Linked DNA regions of Homo sapiens: region 1 is linked to region 2. A link is a contact called in ENCODE Hi-C data. All regions are on one chromosome and are shown on one strand. Each heading gives the region's core, a stretch centred on a gene start or an enhancer-like site at or near the end of the contact. The rest is flanking DNA. Distances are from core to core; before and after follow the strand shown.

Evidence for each region. Hi-C counts contacts between places; a loop is a spot of excess contacts on that map. Pooled maps may share reads with other maps.
Region 1: a map of Caco-2 shows a loop between it and region 2 (9-fold over the local background). The contact joins two enhancer-like sites. A Hi-C loop is called at or near these places in 1 of 168 maps with a recorded cell type or tissue (Caco-2), 3 of 37 single-sample maps with no recorded cell type and 7 of 50 pooled maps.

What each region holds. Positions count from the first base shown.
Region 1 is chr10:51,893,786-51,898,482 of GRCh38, forward strand. All of the region lies in intron 4 of PRKG1 (protein kinase cGMP-dependent 1), which reads left to right. Among named protein-coding and RNA genes, the nearest start is that of CSTF2T, 200 kb to the left of the region's middle. Within about 2 kb of position 1,571, at least 11 of the 41 ENCODE cell types and tissues checked have a DNase peak (open chromatin) inside an H3K27ac peak, as active enhancers do.
Region 2 is chr10:51,388,305-51,393,720 of GRCh38, forward strand. The region is part of intron 2 of PRKG1 (protein kinase cGMP-dependent 1); the gene reads left to right. Among named protein-coding and RNA genes, the nearest start is that of MIR605, 91 kb to the left of the region's middle. Within about 2 kb of position 1,252, at least 7 of the 41 ENCODE cell types and tissues checked have a DNase peak (open chromatin) inside an H3K27ac peak, as active enhancers do.

The DNA of each region.
Region 1 (4,697 bases), core at 321-2,820, 510 kb after region 2:
AGCTTCTCGGCTTTAAGTATCTTGCCTGTAGTTACACAGCTAGGAAGGGAAGGTGCTGGGATTCAAAGCCTTTTTTTTCCCCTGATTCTAAGTGTCCTGTTACTATTTACTACAAAAGCAGGACTTTCAATGAATTTATATATTAGAGAGGAGACAAATATACCAACAGATGGTTACAATACAAGTGTAAGTGCTATTCAGGTGGGATGCCTACTTAGATGTAGAGAGAAAGTTGTCAGGGGCCAATTTCCAGAAGCAGTTGTCCTTGAGTTTTGAAGAAGTTTCTACAAACATATGGGAATCCAAAGGTTAATAAACCAGAATGCAGGCTGAAAAACTTGGCTACACTTCAGAAAATAAGTTGGAATAGGTTTGTGTGTTTTAGTGATTATTTTAAGTTATCATATACCAAATGAAAATAATTGACTGGTAAGGCTATCAATCTTCCTGCACGTTAAAATTATCTGAGTAGAAGAACAACATAAATGAACTTTGAAGACATTATACTGGATGAAATAAGCAGACACAAACGGACAAATATTGTGATTCTACTTCTAAGGGATACCTGCCATAGTCAAATTCATAGAGAGAGAAAGTAGACTAGTGGTTGACAGGGGCTAGTTATTCTTTAACAGGTACACAATTTCAGCTGGTAATGTTGAAAAAGTTCTGGAGACAGACAGTGGTGATGGTTGCATAACAATATGAATATTGTTAATGCCATTTAGCTGTATACTTAAAAATGGTTAAGATAGCAAATTTTATGTTAAGTATATTCTACAACAATTAACAAAATAGAGTGATTTCTTGGAACCTACCCTATGACCTCTTGAATCAGGGTATCCAATGACTTTACGGTTCGGAAACAACTGGCCCAGGACATTTTGACCAAAGATCTGTTATAAGAATCTGCTGAACTGAATTACATTAAAATGAAATCTGAAAGTTCATAGTTAGATATAGTGTAGTTTTAGAAGACGGTTTTAAAGACAACAGTTTTAGGATTTGTGTTGTTTTCATAACTGATATTTGTATAGTGATTTAATTTTAAATGTATTCTCTTCTATTATTTTATGGCAGCTATCTGGTATTGCTTGGCCTGACTTCTTATTTGTATGTTAGAGATGAGAACACTGAGTTTCAGTGAGTTAGTGTTGCCTATCTGTTACACATGCTGCTATAGTTACGATGATAAGGAAGATGCCTAACTGATGAGAATAGAACTCTTGTCTAAATGAGAATTATAGGGATAATAGAGAAAGTTCACAGATTTCTTTTTTGAATCATTTAAAAATTGTTATATTTGCTGCCACATTAAATTAATCATCTGGACTGAGACTTATTGAATGAATGGAGAGGTGTCGAAGAATTGAGTTTCCATGAGAAAAGGCATAAAGCTTAAGGCTTACATAGAGAAGGGCAGCGTTTGGCTGTTTTTCTTAGCAAGAGCAGGACAGAACTGGATGAGTAGTGAAGATGACAAAAGGCTCCTCTTTAGAGCCCTGTCCTTGAACTTTTCAGTTTCTTCTGGGTGTGTCCCTTTCCTCAGGGGGAATCAAGAGAATGTGTGTTGCCCAATCCCTTCTGGAGTAAGAATCAGGACCTTGGGATTTCTTGCCCACATGTTCCTGAGCTCACTTCCAGTATCTGCATGGGCCTGTTTCCCAGGCTTTTTCTTCCTGCCCTGTCATTTTGCCCAACCCATGTCTGAGCATTGGCCAAAAGGCCACGGTTTCTGTGTGTTTGGAGTGGACTGATTTTGGTAGACAAAGCTTGGCTGCACCGGGAACCAGAGTCCTGAAAATGCTAGGGATCCATCTGTAGGGCAGTTTATTCAAATATAAATTGTTAAAATATCTTCCCTATATTGTTCTCTTTTTCCTTTCCCAAGCAGGTGGTTAGGCTCTTTCCGTCTATTGGTCTCAGGGTTTTTGGTCAATACTAGAAGCGTCTAGAAGATAAGGTGCTTCTTATGTATTTTTAAAGCCTAGATTCATTGGAATCTAAGAGTGTCTGGAGTCAAATGGAGAAAGACAAGGACCTTGGAGAAATTTCCCCAAGAGTGGGTTTCTCTGCGTGCAATTGCCTAGAGAGGTTGACCTGAAGCACCAGAGCTCCCAGCCTGACAGAGGTTCCCTTTCTCCTCTGTGCACACAAAAGCAGAGAGCCATTGGACTCCAAGGGCCCCTTGTGACATTGATAGCAGGGAAGTTAACAATTTTGCTCCCCACCTTTTGGACATGACACGCTTCCTAGATTCAGGTAGGACCTTGAGGAAGAGTTAAACAATGAATGTGATTTAATATCTTCCTGAAAAAGAAAGGCTGGTACTCCAAATCAAACACATATGATTTGATTTTAAAAATGAAGAAAAGGATATTTCCAGCACTCTTTGAGTCTAGACTGAGGTTCATATCTGATGTACTAGAAATTTGTTTTGATTACTGAAGGTCTTAAATAATAACAGCATTCAGAACATTTTGCATATACTGTATCATAATTGTGGTAGCTGCTGAACTTTATTAAGCATTTATTATGTGCCAGGTACCTTCTTAATATGTCATACCTACTATTTTTCTTGTGTTTGCCACAACTCTATGCAGAAGGTGATATCATCTTATTTTTGAGGTAAAGAATCTGAGGCCTGGCATGGTGGCTCATGCCTGTAATCTCAATACTTTGGGAGGTTGAGGCAGAAGGATCACTTGAGGCCAAGTGTTCGAGACAAGCCTGGGTTCATAGTGAGACCCTGTCTCTACAAAAAAATAAAATAAAAATTAGCCAAGTGTGGTGCAATGTGCCTGTATTCCTAGCTACCCAGGAGGCTAAGCTTAGGTGACAGAGCGAGACCCTGTCTCTTAAAAAAAAAAAAAAAAAAAAAAAAAGAAAAGATTCTGAGATGCAGAGAGGTTACATAACTGGCCAAAACATAGTTAATAATTAGTAGCAGAGCCTAAACTTAACCCGATTTCTTTTGATTCTAAAACTCATATGCTAACCCAGTATACAATTCTCCAGTATAAGGAGTTTAAACTTTTATCACATATGTAATAAAAATACAGTATATTTTGTATCTCAGGAGTGGTTTGCTTTATTTAAAGTATTTTTATGTGAAAATAAATTTGAATTCTCCTAATCTGGCAAGATAATAGACAGCTATTAATAGGTTGTGGCCATTGCGTGATAAGGGCTAAACATTGCTAAAAGAAAATAAATCTGGCAGTGATGTGTAAAGTAGATTGAAGTCAGATGTGGGACAAGAAACTAAGAGAAGAAAGACCAGTTATAAGACAATTGCATAATAGACTGAACCAGGATAAATGCCAAATCATCCAGTTAAGGGAGAAAAGTATACTTGATGCAGAAAATGTCTAATAAGCTTGCTAAGGGGAATAATTAGGTAGCTATAAGGTTGAGGACCTTTAATCCTTCATCAATATGGATTGATTTTTTTAGTAAGTCCGAGATTTCTGCTTTTATTCTTTTATTCTGTAAGGAAGTCACTGGCACAGAAATAAACAATACTTGTCAATGTTGGTGGCACTAATTTGATGCAGAGATGATTTCTTATATGAGAATCAGAAGGCTACTCTTCTCCATATGCTTCCCAGAGATAATTAATATAACTCTGTATGCTTCTTCCTAGGTAGAGGACATTGTTGAACTATTTGCAGATTTCTGTTTGTTCAGATGTTTTGGCTTATAGATATGGGGCTAAATCTGATATTCTTTGGTTATATTTTAAAACTATAATCTTTTGAAAATATCAAACCCTTTATTACTAACTTAGAAAATAACTCGCTTATTGAATATTTAAAAATTAAATTGTTTTTATTGGTTCCTTTCAACCACAAGGAGCCATCCTTGTCTCTTCTCTTCTCTTTCATTCCACATTCAGTCTACTAGGAAATCATGTTGCTTCTGCTTTCAAAATATAACAGAGCCCAGCTGCTCCTCATCTCCTCCTTTGCTTCCATGCTGTCCAGCCCTCCATCCTCTGTCATGCAGTGGACTCTCATCTGGTCTACCAGCATCCCCTTTTACTACTTTACAGTTTATTCTCCCTAAAACTGGCAGAAGGATTTTTTTTTTTCATGTGTAAATAAGATAAATCACACCTAGACTGAAAATCCTGCAATGGCTCTACATTTCACTCAGAATAAAGCTAAGCTCTTACAATGATCTATAAGCCCCTTTGTGACCTGACCCCACCCTTACCTCTTGATGTCTACTAATCTCCCTCTTTTCCCCAGTTCACTGAAGTCTAGACACTCTGACCTCTTTGCTACTCCTGGAATCTACCAGGCACTTAAAAACCCTTGGCTCACTCTGTTCACTCTGCCTGGATGCTCTTCCCCAGAATCCAGTTATCTATCTCCCTCACCTTTCTCAGGTTTCTGCTCAGATCTTACCTTTAAAGTGAGGACATCCTGGTTACCCTGTTTAATCTTTTAACTTGCCCCTCTTTCCATTGTAATAACTGCTACCCTGTTCATCTTTAAATCATATAAAATTCTGTAGCCATTATCTAATGTAACTCTATGATATAGATGTATATTTAAAATATGTATAATATACATTACTTATTATATTTATTCTTTATTTTCTATTTCCTTGATGAATAAGCTGAAATCTTTTCTTTGGTGCACTGATGAATCCTAAATGCCTAAAACAATTTCTGGCTCATGAGTTACTCA
Region 2 (5,416 bases), core at 2-2,501:
TAAAGAAACCGAGTCCAGTGAGACTAGCTCAAATAGTGACAGATCAAAGATCAGATGCAAACCCCCTGAATTTAAGTCCAGGACTCTTTTATTACACCACACAAATCTCTTTTGATGCCTAAAATCACTAAGATTTCTTTTTAAATTTTCTGTCCATGATAAATATTTATATAGTCTTGAGCCTCAAGTTAAAGTTTAGCTTACCAAAGGCCCTATGAATATGAGAATCAGAAATCTGGAGGGAAATATTAGCTTTTCAGTAAAAGGGCAACAGTGTTTTTGAAATGTTCAATGTCATGTGAGGAAAAAAAAATTCTGTCTTTCCAATTAAATTCTCCTAACACTCAACGATGCCTCTAGATTGTTTTGGTAACTTTATAATTCTATAACATATTTTATAAAAACAAATTGTCTAGGAAAGTTGTCAGTAAACTCATGTCAAAGTAAGTACACTGTGAAAATAATGTAGTTGACTCTGTACTGTAATAAGGAATACCAACCAGCAAGGTGGTCTGGTTAAAAGGAAGTTTTTTTCTCACCAGCGTTCTAGTTTTTTGGTTGCTAGTGGAAAATAACAGAAATACATTTGCAATAAAGACAAATTATGAATTCTGTGCAACTGACAGCAGATCTAATGAGGGTCCTTTGAAACATGGTAATTGATTCCAAGTTGCTATTGTATTAATACAAAAATAGGTTTCTTCTTAAATCTGTCTATCTAGGTAATGCTTCAGGGATGCAATATAATTGTACTGACCAGGCGTATAACTTGTGATAGCCAATTACAGGATTTTTGTAGGAAAAGTTGCCTCTGATGTAGTTTGGAAACAAGAGTTCTGATTAAACATTCCTTAAGAAACGAGTACAAATCTTTTTAAAAGATATCTTGTTTTTCCTCTTTCTTATGACCAATTTTCATAACTTTTACAGCTTTGCTTCCGTTATGCAAGTGGCCTTTTAATCTTATGCAAAGACATTACTCTTAGAGAAATAACTTTTTTATTCCTTATCCTGGTGCCCCATGCCACAGAATAAAAGCGGTCAGTCCTGGTTAGGAAAAGAACCCCACAGATAGAAAACCTAAAAATAATATTCAAACACCGATCATTCTTTTACACTCCTCACAGTACTAGAATTACTTAACTAAATTTCATCTCTATTGATCACCCCTAACATGCCGCCACAGCTGTACAGTTTCCTTGGTATTGCCTGTCAGCCACTAGGGGGCATCCTGGGGCAGGCAGACAGCTCTAGGTTTGCACTTTCACCCTTCTACTTGGTGGGTGTCCCATCAAGTCCTTGGCCAACTTAGTTAAGCTCCCTTATTCTCAGTAACTTCTTTTTAAAAATTGAGATAATAATACTAGATTAGCTTATAAGTTATTTTCCATATATAGAGAAATAATAATGCTGGATTAGCTCACAAATTACTTCCCATATACAGATGGATTATTGAGTAATACATAAAATGATAAGGGAACAAGAACATCTTGGAACTAAGAAATGTCACTTTCAGTGACTTTTCTGCCAGCAGCCCAATCGGACAGCTGTATTCCATCTTAGATAGGGAGATGGAGGGCTCCCAGAAGGTTGCTTTGACTCTTTCAAATTCTTGAAATTCCCATCTGTGGAAAAGTATGTTTATGGACCCAAATGAATTTCAGTCCACTGGCCATATGCAAAATCTGGCAGAATGTCATCCCTCCCTAATTGCTTGATTCTAGCTAGAGCCAATGTGCTTGGTAAGCAGGAATGTTTGTGGTCGAGGCATTCAGTTGAATAAGCTGAATTAAAATGTTTCAAAACTCCATACACACTTCAGTTGATAGTACAGCATTTAAGGCAGAATCATGTGGAACACATCCAAAGTGCAAAACTCTGTGGGAATTCCACCAAGCCACATACCATGGCTTTATATCTGAAATGACTAACTGGAATCACTGGGTGAGGCTCTTGGCAGTGTCCATTTATGGCCCATAAAGTTGGCTTCAACTTTACAGACAGGTTCATATTCCTGGAAACTGCAGGCTGCTAAATACATTGATATACACATTCATGACATGCGTATATTCATAGGCACTTTGAAACTTGTTTCAAGGTGACAATCAATATGTTTACATACAATTCAACTTCAGGTTATAAAATTATCATTAAGCAATATGTTCATGGGAAAGAATTTTGGAGAAAACTTAGTCTTGACTCCCTAGGATAGCTTTGAAGATAACACGAGTTCATGTGTACCTATAAATATCATTGCAACACTGCATAATACTTAGTCTATCAACAATTTTCTTTTTCCTTTATTATTACATTAGTATACCTAAAGTCCATGGTGGTATTTACTTTCTTAAGGTGAGGTTAAGGCTTCTTCCTTATAACAACAGGTAACACCAACTGAAGTACTCTAGTAGAGGGACTCACATTTATTCAGGAGTTGCCATTTGCTAGGCAGTAAGCATTGATTATTACCACGTATAATTTTGCCTCGAGGGAACATTTGGCAATATCTAGAGACATTTTCATTGTCATTACTGTTACCTACAGGGTAGAGGCCATGGATGGTGCTAAACATCCAACAATGCACAGGAAATCACTCCACAACAAAAAATTATCCAGTCCAAAACATCTATTATATAATCCTATGGTTGAAAAACCCTGCGCAAAGATAATTGGTTTTGATTTAGTCTTCGTAAACATCATTTGAGGTGGATTATGGTGTTATCCTCATTTCTCAGAGGCAGAAATTGTAGCACTGAGAGGGGGAGAGGCTGTCCAAGATTGTAGAACTTGTGGAGGAGTGCAAATTTGGCTTATTCTAGAACCTAGTTTCTTCATCCTTGCTCTCTAAGGGTAGAGTCCGAAACAGAACTCTTTTTTCTGCTTCCAGAACACATTGCTGCCTTCTTAGTTAATTACTAGAATGAATGATTATAAAACTTACCTCCTGCAGAGTGAGTGAGTTTTAAAAATTTGTTTAAAACAACAAAAGAATTCACATATTGTGTAACTTTGGATTTAGGGTACCATTGAAATTGATTTCCTTAGAGGTGTGCTAGAGGCAAAGTTTGCTAATCTGGTTGGTGGAAGAGTACTGGTGGAATCTTTCTTTAGGTTTCTCTCTATGTTTAAGTTCCTGCTTGCACCTGTGCTAGTCAATGTATTTGTTGAGGAAGATTTATGGTTCTATTCTTTTAGGAGAGAATATTCACACTTTGGCTTTGCCTTTTGAGGCTTACACATATTATCACTAAAGTACATTATCATTTTTCATCTGGTGGTAGGGAGGATTTTACCACCTTCTGAGTTAGGTGGAATGCTCTAGGCAGAGAAAGGATTAGGGCTCATCAGAGCCAATAGGGCCAACTTTGTTCCGTTGTTTTCCTGCCAAAAAGAAATAGGGGATAATAGAAACTCATCAGTTGCTATTTGCAAAACTGTTTAATTTCCCTGAATATTTTGTTCTCTTGTTGACATGAGCATTGACTGCTTTTTTGCCATAGTGGGATAATTTATTTTATACGAGGTGGTGTTTTCAACAACCACTATAGAATGTTCTGAATCACTGTGAACTCTATCTGGATAAAAATAAATGCTCTTATTTTCTCCAATGGATATTTTTCCTTGCCCATGAAAGTTATGACTGGTTCTGCTTATTCCTCAAACCGATTATATGAACTTCTGATAAATGTTTGAATAAAATGTAAGAAATATTGTAAATAAGCAAAAATCCCACAGAAATCAGAGGAAGTATGTTCTACCTCTGCTCTTCTAAGTCTGACCAACAGTTAAATAAATTCTTGGGTTCTATGAACAGAATTTTTACATGATGAATTTTTTTTTTTTTTAATTGATCATTCTTGGGTGTTTCTCGCAGAGGGGGATTTGGCAGGGTCATAGGACAATAATGGAGGGAGGGTCAGCAGATAAACAAGTGAACAAAGGTCTCTGGTTTTCCTAGGCAGAGGACCCTGCGGCCTTCCGCAGTGTTTGTGTCCCTGGGTACATGAGATTAGGGAGTGGTGATGACTCTTAAGGAGCATGCTGCCTTCAAGCATCTGTTTAACAAAGCACATCTTGCACCGCCCTTAATCCATTTAACCCTGAGTGGACACAGCACATGTTTCAGAGAGCACCGGGTTGGGGGTAAGGTCACAGATCCACAGGATCCCATGGCAGAAGAATTTTTCTTAGTACAGAACAAAATGAAAAGTCTCCCATGTCTACTTCTTTCTACACAGACACGGCAACCATCCGATTTCTCAATCTTTTCCCCACCTTTCCCCCCTTTCTATTCCACAAAACCGCCATTGTCATCATGGCGCGTTCTCAATGAGCTGTTGGGTACACCTCCCAGACGGGGTGGTGGCTGGGCAGAGGGGCTCCTCACTTCCCAGTAGGGGCGGCCGGGCAGAGGCGCCCCTCACCTCCCGGACGGGGCGGCTGGCCGGGCGGGGGGCTGACCACCCCCACCTCCCTCCCGGACGGGGCGGCTGGCCGGGCGGGGGGCTGACCCCCCACCTCCCTCCCAGACAGGGCGGCTGGCCGGGCTGGGGGCTGACCCCCCCACCTCCCTCCCAGACGGGGCGGCTGGCCGGGTGGGGGGCTGACCACCCCCACCTCCCTCCCGGACGGGGCGGCTGGCCGGGCTGAGGGCTGACCCCCCACCTCCCTCCCGGACAGGGTAGCTGCCGGGCAGAGACACTCCTCACTTCCCAGACGGGGTGGTTGCCGGGCGGAGGGGCTCCTCACTTCTCAGGCGGGGCGGCTGCCGGGCGGAGGGGCTCCTCACTTCTCAGACGGGGCGGTTGCCGGGCGGAGGGTCTCCTCACTTCTCAGACGGGGCGGCCGGGCAGAGACGCTCCTCACCTCCCAGACGGGGTCGCGGGGCCGGGCAGAGGCGCTCCTCACATCCCAGACAGGGCGGCGGGGCAGAGATGCTCCCCACATCTCAGACGATGGGCTGCTGGGCAGAGACGCTCCTCACTTCCCAGATGGGATGGCGGCCGGGAAGAGGCGCTCCTCACTTCCTAGATGGGATGGCGGCCGGGCAGAGATGTTCCTCACTTTCCAGACTGGGCAGCCAGGCAGAGGGACTCCTCAACTCCCAGACGATGGGCGGCCAGGCAGAGACGCTCCTCACTTCCCAGACGGGGTGGCGGCCGGGCAGCTACATGATGAATTTTCATCTACATTAAAAGTCAAGGTGACCAAACAAAGGTGGTATTTTAATATAATTAATAAGAAGCAAAGGAGACCAAGATCAGTGCCTTATCTACAGAAATATGAATGTGATGATCATTAACACCATGGCAAAAAGATGAAATTAGTTGTGGGGTGAGGCAGGTGGCATTGGCTCAGGACTCATAATCCCAAAGAATTTCACGTTTTGACTTCTGTCATCTTCCAAAGGAGAGCA